Linked DNA regions of Homo sapiens: regions 2, 3 and 4 are each linked to region 1. A link is a contact called in ENCODE Hi-C or POLR2A ChIA-PET data. All regions are on one chromosome and are shown on one strand. The core of a region is the stretch at or near the end of the contact, and the rest is flanking DNA. Distances in the headings are between cores, read along the strand shown. Region 1 holds the start of SDHAF3 (succinate dehydrogenase complex assembly factor 3). Region 2 holds the start of SAMD9 (sterile alpha motif domain containing 9). Region 3 holds the start of VPS50 (VPS50 subunit of EARP/GARPII complex). Region 4 holds the start of GATAD1 (GATA zinc finger domain containing 1).

Region 1 (2,700 bases), core at 172-2,671:
GAGGAGTGAAATGATCCGATTTACAGTTTAGATTGTTAAAAGAAAAACTTTAAACAAGTTAAATCTAATAAAGTTTATTTGCACGAGCGCACGTGCACACACACACACGATTTATGAGGCATTCATCAGGCAGCAGCACTTAACAGGGAGAGGTTCAGAGAGCTCTACCCAGCACTGTGGGCAGGCAGTATTTATAGACAGAAAAAGGAAGTGCCCCACAGAAACAGCTTGATTGCTTACAGTTGGGCTAGTCTTATTTGGGCAGGACATTATGACGTATTTGCCTTATATGCACATAGTCTGATCAGTTGGCAGCCTGTGATTGGCTGAAGCTCAGCTACTTGTCACAAGAATATACTCTCAGTTGCAGTTAATTTACATACTAAGTTAGGTTGCAGTTCCCTACATAGCAACTCAGAGTAGGGAGGAAATTTTAGGCCAAATTTAATTTAAATTATGTTGGAGCATGACCAAAGTTGGTCATGACCAGAAGCTGAACACAGATATGGAAGCTAACACAATATCCAGTGGAGAGAGATTGTGGTAGAGTACATGGGGCGAAATGGTTGATTTCTGCATTTTTGTTGGTGACGCCATCAGGATTTGCTGAAGAACCAAACGTGTGACAGGAAAGGACAACACAAGGAGCTGCCAGCTTTGGAAACCAGTTCTACTCTCAGTATTACCTTCGCAAAAGATAGAGCTTTGTAAATTTCTAGATTCCTCGTTCTTATTATCCTAGACTATTTAACCAGAATCTCCAGGGTCGTGGTCCTGGAAACAATACGTTTAAAACTCTTCCCAAGGATCCTTCAGCAGCCAACTTGACTTTGGCTAAGGAGTCCGCCAGCTCTGGGCTCACTTGGGTTGTTTGCAAGGAAGAGCCCATGCCCAGAGTATAAATTGGGAGAACAGCGCTGTGCAAAGAGCGTGGGTTGGTGAGCTAGTGGATGGCGAGATTAATCTCACTCTGATCCCTAAAGCAGGGTGCAGTAATACTCTAAATGCCTCAAATGGGTTGGGAACCATGGAAGGAATCCCGGAGGAGCCCGATCTTAACGAAGCTTTTCTCAGGCCTTTGGTAGGAGGACAGAAACGAAGTTGAATGAAAAAGACAGTGGAGTGGGACTGAGAAATGACAACGGCCCACCACAGACCTCTCTCTTTCAAGGCCTGTGTCGTCAGGACGCAGGCCAGAAGAAGCCACGACGAGGCGCAGGCGCGACTCCACGAGGGCCACGCCCCTCCTAGAGAAGGACCGACCCGTTTTCCGCCCGCAGCGGAGCTTGGGTTTCCGGGAGGACCTGATTGTGCAAGGGACCAAACCGGATAGAGGTCGCGCGCCCTCTTTCGTCTGCCTTCCGGTTCACTAATACGCAAGTTCGCAGAAGTGCGGGAACGCGCCGTCCCTCTGCGCAGGCGCAGTCGGCGGTCGGCGTGGGGCGCTATGCCGGGGCGGCACGTTTCTCGAGTCCGGGCATTGTACAAGCGCGTCTTGCAGCTGCACCGTGTTCTGCCCCCGGACCTCAAATCCCTGGGCGACCAGTACGTGAAAGACGAATTTAGGAGACATAAGACCGTTGGTTCTGACGAGGCACAGCGTTTCTTGCAAGAATGGGAGGCAAGTGACGCTCCCTTCTCTTTGCCCAAGACCTTTGGGGTTCCTCGGTGTCCAGGTTTCTAGTTCCAGTCCCCCATGCGGGGTTAAACAGAGCAGCAACCTGTTCTGTTTGAAATAGCGTAATGCTGTTCAGGTAACACTTTCCAAAGTTTCTCCCACGGGTTTCTCACTAGAGCAGATCCTGTTACTTCAGCGTCCCCAATTCAGTTCAACTTTTGAGCTCCTGCAGATGCCAGGTGCTCAAAGGGTGAGGGTAGGAGGTCACAAAAATGAGCAAGTCGTCGTTAAGTGCTCAAAAACCTCAGGAGCTTTTTGTCCTTTTAAGTGCCTTTGCACCTAGTAAGCGCCCATTAATAAATTAATGGTTCTCTTATTAGTTTTCAAATTTAAAGGCTTATTTCCGTAATTTATTATTTAATCTCAGCGCTTTTGGTTGGGTTTAAATAATTTTCTCACTTGGCTGATACAGAAATCAGGTAACATGAAAAAGATTACAAAAGGTTGGAGATTACAAACTGTGAAGGAGAAAAATGCTGGTGGCAGTTAAGTCAGGCGAAAGTTGTTTCCTCCGGTCTCAAGTCATTGTTACTTCGCCCTGCACCATTGCGCTAAATATTAAACAGACACATGCATTAGCAATAAGTCGTTTGACTTTTTTTTTTTTTTTTTGAGTAAAGGAAAAAAGATATTCAGAGTATTTCGTGGGGCTCGGGGCCCTGCAGGATTGCCCCTAGTTTTCATTTGCAAATATAAATAAATGAATGGAATTAGAGATTGGAATGACAGCTCAGATATTTGAAAGCATGAGTTGGAGCTGATATGAAAATAGAGGTAAGCGGTTCTTCGGCCTAAATAGTTGAAGGGGAGATGACTGAAGTCGGCTTTGTAAAAAAAAATCAAAAGAATGGTTAGGGTGAACACAAACTTTGCACTGACTTCCAGAATTCTTTTTTGTATAATTATTGAAGCTTTTAAGAGCGACATTTAGAACAATCGGGAAATTTAGAACTTTCTTGAAAATCATGGTGTATTTGATGTAATTCGCTTGCCTGAAGCAGGGAAGTTGAAGCTTTTCAGAC
Region 2 (2,700 bases), core at 73-2,572, 4.0 Mb before region 1:
ATTTAGAAAGTAATATAGGATCACACATATATTAAAACCCTTAGGTAAAGAAATCATGGGGAAGGCTAAATAAGGGTAGGGGGAGAAAAGGTGAAATGAGGGAGTAAAATTAGTACCTAAAATTACTGGTTTTGATTCCGTATACTTTAAAAACTGACCTGAAAATTTGGTTCTGAGCATCTTAGTAGGAAACACTATTTGTTACTGATTGAACCCACATACATTTTTTAACTCTGGTTGGTGTTAAACTGTAGGGTTTGTTAACTTTTCTAGAAGGGAGTTGAAGGTCAGACCTTTATTCAGAAATGTGATCCTCCAACCGTCTTGCATTATCTTACTGTTTGCTTTGGGGAGAAATTAGACATAAACCTAGTATTTTTGCCAGGAACATAAAGCTGCCTTAATTCCAAAGACTTCCCATAGTAGTCTATCTGTCTGTCTGTCTTCCTATGTATGTCATCCGACAACAATATCTGAGAAGCTCTCAGAGAGTTTTGTTTTCTGGAAGCTACCTATTTCTTAGAGTAGATGGTGGAAGTTGTATTTGATTAAAGTAAAGTACTTTTAAGTTTTCATTGCCTGTTCTTTATCTATCTTTCCGTTTGTTGTTGTTGTTGTTGTTGTTGTTGTTGTTGTTTTTGAGACAGTGTCTCACTCTGTTGCCTATGCTGGAGTGCAGTGGTACAATTACAGCTCACTGTAACCTTAAATTCCTGGGCTCAAGCAATCCTTCTGCCTCAGCCTCCAAAGTAGCTAGACTGCAGCTGCGTGCCACCACATCCAGCTATTTTTTTTTTTGGTAGGAATCTTGCTAGGTAGGGTCTTGCTATGTTGCCCAAGCTAATTTTGAATTCCTGGCCTCAAACAATTCTCCTGTCCTTGCCTTCCAAAGTGCTCAAATTACAGGCTACCACACCTGGCCTGTTTGTTCTTTCTGAAGATGCTGTATGCCTTGGGAGAGTTCATCAATAAAAGTGTCTGTAGTTTTCAACTGCATCTTTAATGAAATGTTATGACTAATTTTTCAACTAATATAAAGCAGACTGCTGTCAGAGCAACAAATAGTCTAGAATTTCTAGGCTTAGAATACTATTTTTTGTTTTGAGGTATATTTGAAGCTTCTAATTGAAAAGTATATTTCTTTCTATTCAATAAAATGCTGCTATAGATAGTAAGAACAATATTAATAATAGATATTGTACTTACCCAGTAGTCTTGCAAATTTCTTTTACATATATGTGGGGAAAACCATCTCTTTTAGTGCTGAAAATATCTGATGTGTTTGTTTTCTTCCTCCTACGATGCTAGAGAAAAGTATTTTCCTCATTCTGGTTTTAACGGAAGTCTATGTATTCTCTGCTTCTGTCTCACAGCAAGCTCTAATTGGCTCAGAAACAGCAGGGCGTGTTTAACAACTGGGAGGTTGGGGAAGGAAGAATATAGGTTTGGTTTCAGTTTCATTTCTCAGATCTGAAATTACAGCACCGCCTTTTCTATCTGAAATGCTTTTTAATAAGCTATGGCTATATACCACCTTCTGGTCTGCTTGGTTAAAATCTGAAGGCTTAACAATTTTTCCTCACTTGAGAGTTTTGAGGGCTGCAGAAAGCCCCATTGTCTTGTTATAGACAAACTGTGGGATATTCTGGCTTAATTGATCCCTTGGGAATATGAGTTTACATTGCAGTCCCAGCCTTGTAGAGCACCAGGTTGGAGATACTCTAGGTCAATATTTCACTGGCCTTTAAGGGTGGAGTTACTGTCCATTCCTGTTTTCCTAAAGTGTAAAGAATGTCTTTCAGGGATAGGACTTCTTTGAGCACCCCAATAAGTGCTAAATTCATTTATTGCAGAGCAGACCAGGGCTGCAGCAGACCTGATGGTCACATTGTAGAGATTTATCTTTTCTAAGGTCAGTGTCAGGGCCAGAGAGAAAACTGCCTGAGTGAGAGCAACAAAAATAGCTGATATTTTAAAAACTAACAGCAAGTACTGATATTTATTGTGTGTGCTCAATTAGCTTTTGGTTTCCACATCCCACAACTGATTCACACTGGTTTTAGATGAAAACATTTAAAAACATTTATTTTAAAATATTTATTGGGCGCTTACCATGTACCAGGCATTGTTCTAAATGTTTCATATTAACTTAATTACTCTTCACAACAATCTCCTGAGGTAGAGATTATTTTTATCTCAATTTTAAAGGTGAAGAAACTGAGGCATAGAGATTAAATAATATGGCTAAAGTTTGCATAACTAATACATGGCAGAGATTCGAATCCAGGTTTCAGGCCAGTGCTCTTAAATCCTGAGGTTTAGGAAGAAAGAAAGTGGCTATGAAGGACAGCCTAGATATGACCATTACACTTATCACCCTCAGGAGCCCTCCTCGTAAGGGGACCCTGGGCCTGAACTCCAAAACCTGGGTTTCACTTTGCATGGGGACCAGTGTGATGGTTAATTTTATGGGTCAACTTGACCGGGCCACAGAGTGCCTAGATATTTGGTCAAACATTATTCTGGTGGTTCTGTGAGGGTGAGGAGGCAGGACTAGCTTGCAGCTCCTGCTGGGACAGACAGGACAGCATGTGGAGACTCACATCATGAACTTTTGCTTCAAGAATTACTGCAGCAACATACCAGGAAAGCCAAGAGAATTCACAGACCCTTTGAAGGAACTGTATCGCCACTGCAGTT
Region 3 (2,700 bases), core at 119-2,618, 3.9 Mb before region 1:
AGCCCTATATAAAATATTAAAATATTACAACCTCATTTGTAAAAATTAATAAAACGAGGCTCTAAGGGGTGAGAAAATAGAATTTCAGAATCAGAAATAACCTCTGTTAGTGTCCCCCAAACTTCAGTCATTTGCAAATCACCTTTATTAGTTTTGCCATATCTGACTACCACCCATACTATTGTTTACCTAGTATTTTTTATTACGTTGACACACTTGAACTTTTTTTATTCTAAGAAATATTTTTGAAATTATGGGTCTGTGTCATACTTTTAGAAGTTAACATTATAATAAAATAAACTTAAAAAAATTGGTGCCATGCTTTAGAACTTTCTTCAGCACAATACATGAAAATCTTAACACATCTGATGACCGATTAATCCTTCAGTTTCTACTTGCACATCTGCAGTAATCTTAGGCAAGTTCCTTAATTTCGCCATACCTGCTTCGTCATCTTTAAAATGGGAACCCACAGGATTCTTGTGTGGATAAATGAAATCATATATTTAAAGCTATTAGCAGTTCCTGACAGGTACTCGGCTTTCGATAAGTGTTAGCTATCATTGTTAGCTTTAGGGCTGCTTTTTCTTCTTCTTCTCATATTCTCATAATTGTAAAGTCCTTTTAAAATTGTGTCCCCAAAGACACTTCTGTTCCTTTCCCCAATTTAACTAAACTGCCAAAAGTTGAAAAGAGGACTTTAAAGTGACAGGTATACTCGTTATTGTCGTATTTCCCGTCATCACTGCTTTAGAGTACGGAGGTAAAATAATAGGCGGGCGTCAAAATCCTTCGATTTTAGAGCTTTTGCAGGGGATACCAAGACTGAGGTAGAACAGCCCTAAACCTGGAGGGCCGCCTATTGGGCAACCTAGAGCACACCTTTCCTCAGGCCAAACCCAGCGCGCCCGGGGTAGTCTCGAGTTCTCAGGTTACCCCTCAGTGACAGCCCTTTCTTGAGTTCCTTCTCCTTCGCGTCAGTCTCTCGTTCTCCCACCCCGCCCCTCTAGACCAGGTGAGGTTTCCTCCCTCACACTCCTAGGGGACATCGCGTCAATCTGGCTTATATATTGTCTCCTCTGAGTTTGATCTTTCGCTCAACGCCTAGTCACCTGTGACTTAGGTTTCCGTCTCGCCGAAGAGTAGCTACTGCCTAGTGCAAGCACCTTTGTAAGACCGGCGATCGCAGTGGTCGCTCTGAGCAGTAATATTTACCGGCTTAACTGAAGCACCCGCTCTTTTGCTTGCTGGGAGATGTAGTCCCTGGGTTGGCCACTTTAGTTCATCGTTGCTACCGCCGGCGTCCAGAAGACTACAGTTCCCAGCAGGCCCAGGGAAAGACAGGATACCCTGGGTCGGCTCCTCCACGTGACCACCCACTATGGCTTCCTAGTGTCAGGGCCAGCTGTGTAGTGGCTCGGTGTGATTTGTTAGCTCTTTGAGGCAGGGTACCCTCCTCAGGATTTCGATATGCAAAAAATCAAATCTCTCATGACCCGACAGGTAAGTCGCGGCGGCTGAAGCAAAGGCTTCCTTCATCTCGGAAGTGAGAGGAGCCGAGATGTTCTGTCCCCAACCAGTGGCGGGCGGGGATCTAAGTTATGGGTGGTGGCAGGTGTCAGGGGGACTGGGAAGCCGGGGCATACCCTAGAAAACTCACCTGGGCCGCCTGGGTTGGAGCACTGCTCCAGCGGGTACCAGCCTCCCAGAAATATTCGTTTAAAAATAAGTCATTGAAGGAATCAGGGTATCTTTGTCTCCCCTCCTCCTCTTTTTGCCGTCTTTCCAGAACAGCCCGAGCTTCCTTGCAAGGTCTTCCGCATCCAGGCTGTCTGTCATATGCGAGCTGATAGCCTGGGTAGGGTGGTGTGGTCTGTGCAGTAGAGGTGACCTGGAAAGACTGAAAACGGATGATTTGAAGACAGAATTAGTAGCTTTTGGATTTTGGGCAAGTCCCCAAACTTTGTAGCTTACGTTTCTGGATGTGAAAATAATTATTTTTGTTCATTTTACTTCACAGTTCTGTTATGAGGGTCATCGATAAGCTAATATATGTGAAAACTCTTTGTGAAATTCTGCTTTAAAAAATTTATTTTTGTCATGGCAAAATACTGATCTTTTCTTTTTTTTCCCCAGAATGGAAATTCATGAATAAGAGCTTTGGCTATTTTGTAACCTGTCTCATAAATGTTAGGGACCTCGTAATAATGCCTCAGCTTCATTTAAGAAGTGCAGAAATTTTCTTTTATGTACTTATTGATTATGACTTTGTTTTAGCTGCCTTTATTTACTTCAGCTTTAATATTTCACTAGAATTGGTCATTTTATTATTTTAATATGAAAGATAGTTAAGATTAGAGTTTTAAATCAACATGGCTTTTAGAAGTTTGGAGAATGTGGAAGGTAATCGTTTAGTGAAAGGTATATTTGTGAGTTTTTTTCTTGTTGATTACAAAAATAACTCAAATTCCACATTCTTATTTGAGAATTCACAATTTGAGAGATATATAAACAGGATACAAATTGTGTATTTCTCTTGCACAATGCACAAATGACCCTTACATGATTATTTTAGTTATGTCAGAGCATTTTGTTAATGTTATGAAAATATAATCAAAATGTTCTGTGAATAATAAAAATATTTAAGTAAGTGGCTAGTAACATTTGTTAATTCCTCACATGTGTTGAGTACTGGTGTTG
Region 4 (2,700 bases), core at 109-2,608, 4.7 Mb before region 1:
CCCTCCTCGAAATTGGTGCCAAGGGCAGCAGCTATAATGACAGCCAGTCCACATAGAAGTGCCTCCGTTGATCACCAATTAACAGTAAAATCTGATAATATCTCATTCCAAGGTTGTTATAAGCACTAAATGTGGTTTTGTGACATAATAGGCGTTTGTTTCTCCCCACTGCTTCCCACCACAATATATTCATCAAGACCTTTCCAAGGATACTAAGTCTAGGAAACCCAGGATCATGAAGAGAGGGCATGTTCTTCCAAGTGAGGCTGAGGAGAGACTTGTCTGGCGAGGCCTGTACTGACTAGTGACATTAAAAGAGGCGATCTGACTTCTCATACTGCTCTTGTCCCAGGCCTGCTGTTTGTCAACTGCTGGGTCCTCAGAGCCAAAACTGTTTTCCAACAGTTTTGAATTGAATAACAGCCAGCTATTCGATTTTCTCCGCATTCTCTAATCGGTATACTCTTCAGAGTCCACAGGATTTGCAACGATATTATCCAACGGCTGAAGAATGTGCGCTTGACATCTTAGGCTGTAAAATGTCTCAATTTCAATTTCTAATACATAGATGTCAGTGGATGGCATTTTCTGAACCCTTTGTCGATGTCCATAAACGGCATGCTCTGAATTCAACTAAACAAAAGTATAGACATGGGGGAGGTGTAGGGCGATGTCCAAAGTATAATTTTTAAGAGTGTAAAGGGTTCCTAAGTAAGATTGCCAGATTTTTTTTTTTTTTTTGAGACGGAGTCTCACTCTATCCCCCAGGCTGGAGTGCAATGGCGCGATCTTGGCTCACTGCAGCCTCCACCTCCCGCGCTCAAGAGATTCTTCTGCCGCAGCCTCCAGGGTAGCTGGGATTACCCCAGAGCCCGCCACTGAGCCCGGCTAATTTTTGTATATTTATTAGAGAAGGGGTTTCACCACGTTGGCCAGGCTGATCTCGAACTCCTGAGCTCAAGTAATCCGCCGGCCTTGGTCTCCCAAAGTGCTGGGATTGCAGGCGTGAGCCACCACGCCAGACCTGGATTGCCAGATTTAGCACATAAAAATACAGGACCCCCAGTTAAACGCCTCTCGGATAAACCATTATTGCATGGGATACACTCACGCTAAAAAAATTGTTCGTCGTTTACCTGAAAGTCACATTTAATTGGGCGTCCTGTATTTTACCCGGCAAATTCTAGGCCTGAGACCAAAAAGTTTGAGAACCCTGCCCCTAGGCGACAGCAAGCGGAACTGCAGCAAGCTCCCAGTAATTCCGGGTGCTGCACTTCCGGTCAGGCGGTCGGGCTGCGGGGCCCTGGGGCCAGCTCACCGCCGGAAGTCTCCGCGTCCCCCCCACCCCGGCCAGATCCCTTTCCCAGTCCTGCTTCCCAGTGCCTCGGGCCAGGGAATCCTGGCCTCCGCCTGCGGAGCCGGCGGAACCCGCTTCCCGCCTCCACGGGGCAGCGCCAGCGGCCTGGTCCTTTCACCGGCAGCTCCGTGCCGACGCTCTCACCGCTCTTCCTATCGCCGGGAGTGGCGGGCCGACCAGGGGGCGGCCGGGCTACCGTCCGCCATTCCCGTGTCTCTGCGCCCGCGGGGGCCGCCCGAGCCGGCCACCATGCCGCTGGGCCTGAAGCCCACCTGCAGCGTATGCAAGACCACGTCGTCCTCCATGTGGAAGAAGGGAGCGCAGGGGGAGATCCTCTGCCATCATTGCACTGGCCGGGGCGGCGCGGGCAGCGGGGGCGCAGGCTCGGGGGCGGCTGGAGGGACTGGGGGCAGCGGCGGCGGCGGCTTCGGCGCGGCGACCTTCGCCAGCACCTCCGCCACCCCTCCGCAGAGCAACGGGGGCGGGGGCGGCAAGCAGGTGAGCTCCTCCGGCCCCTCCCGCCGGCGGAGGCCGACCAGGTGCTAGGCGGGCGGGGACGGGCTGGCTGGGAGCGGGCGGGCGCGGGCTTCCCCGATCGCCGTGCTCCTGCTGGCTGGAACGCCCCTCCCCACCTCCTACTGAGATCTTTCGTTTGGCCCATTCCGAAGCACCTGTTATTGTAAGAAATTCAAAGCAATAAGAACCAAGATGTAAAGCCCTTAAGAAAATCTCAATATACACATGTCTACACAGTCGTATACAGTGTCATGCCACAAATGCAGGCGCTGGACCTCATTCCTTGTTAAAGGTTTTGTCATATCAGGTTATGAAGTAAGATTATTATGTCATTATTGTAAATGGCAGCTTAAGTATTCCGTTGCAGGGGGCGCCATAACCTACTACGTTCTCTGGCCTTAGGGAGTAAAGTTGTTAAGTGTTTTTCTCTATTGTAGACACAACAAATGAATAGTGTTTGTCTTGGTCAAGACTGACTCCTACTCCCGCCTCCTGCCCTATTACAAGCAGCTCACACCTTTTGGAGGCTCTGGAGACGCCTGTCCAGCGAGCTCCGAGATTCCGGGTGCTGAACTTCCGGTTTTACTTAGCCTAGTTGCTGTAATTACTTCTCTTGAAAAGCAAAAGGGCAATCTTAATTGTTAAATGCTCTTATAAAGTACATACTCTGGGATCCTTGTAAGATGATTGTACTGCAACCTTTATGCACTTTTTACTTCTTTCTCTTTTTGTTCTTTAATTTGTTTGTGTAACAGAGTAAGCAGGAAATTCACAGGAGGTCTGCTCGGCTCAGAAACACTAAATACAAATCTGCTCCGGCTGCTGAA

Evidence for each region. Hi-C counts contacts between places; a loop is a spot of excess contacts on that map. ChIA-PET counts read pairs that join two places held with the same protein, here RNA polymerase II (POLR2A). Pooled maps may share reads with other maps.
Region 2: a map of CD8-positive, alpha-beta T cell shows a loop between it and region 1 (21-fold over the local background). The contact joins the promoter of SAMD9 here to the promoter of SDHAF3 in region 1. A Hi-C loop is called at or near these places in 2 of 168 maps with a recorded cell type or tissue (CD8-positive, alpha-beta T cell and naive thymus-derived CD4-positive, alpha-beta T cell) and 6 of 50 pooled maps.
Region 3: a map of CD8-positive, alpha-beta T cell shows a loop between it and region 1 (17-fold over the local background). The contact joins the promoter of VPS50 here to the promoter of SDHAF3 in region 1. A Hi-C loop is called at or near these places in 5 of 168 maps with a recorded cell type or tissue (B cell, CD8-positive, alpha-beta T cell and naive thymus-derived CD4-positive, alpha-beta T cell) and 11 of 50 pooled maps.
Region 4: a loop to region 1 is called in a map of CD4-positive, alpha-beta T cell, with 9 times the contacts of the local background. The contact joins the promoter of GATAD1 here to the promoter of SDHAF3 in region 1. A Hi-C loop is called at or near these places in 2 of 168 maps with a recorded cell type or tissue (CD4-positive, alpha-beta T cell and naive thymus-derived CD4-positive, alpha-beta T cell) and 6 of 50 pooled maps. POLR2A ChIA-PET finds 5 or more read pairs at or near these places in 1 of 52 experiments (T-cell).

What each region holds. Positions count from the first base shown.
Region 1 is chr7:97,116,277-97,118,976 of GRCh38, forward strand. SDHAF3 (succinate dehydrogenase complex assembly factor 3) reads left to right here and starts at 1,422. Exons shown (of 2, transcript NM_020186.3): 1 at 1,422-1,621. The coding sequence starts at 1,448. RefSeq lists enhancers at 1,080-1,159, 1,510-1,599.
Region 2 is chr7:93,116,657-93,119,356 of GRCh38, forward strand. It overlaps SAMD9 (sterile alpha motif domain containing 9), which reads right to left and starts at 1,323. Exons shown (of 3, transcript NM_017654.4): 1 at 1,207-1,323.
Region 3 is chr7:93,230,998-93,233,697 of GRCh38, forward strand. It overlaps VPS50 (VPS50 subunit of EARP/GARPII complex), which reads left to right and starts at 1,369. Exons shown (of 28, transcript NM_017667.4): 1 at 1,369-1,503. The coding sequence starts at 1,471. It also overlaps a transcript of HEPACAM2 not described here. RefSeq lists enhancers at 1,070-1,139, 1,280-1,449, 1,540-1,589, 1,830-1,889.
Region 4 is chr7:92,446,124-92,448,823 of GRCh38, forward strand. GATAD1 (GATA zinc finger domain containing 1) reads left to right here and starts at 1,359. Exons shown (of 5, transcript NM_021167.5): 1 at 1,359-1,855; 2 at 2,629-2,700. The coding sequence starts at 1,607. RefSeq lists a silencer at 1,279-2,048 and an enhancer at 2,479-2,528.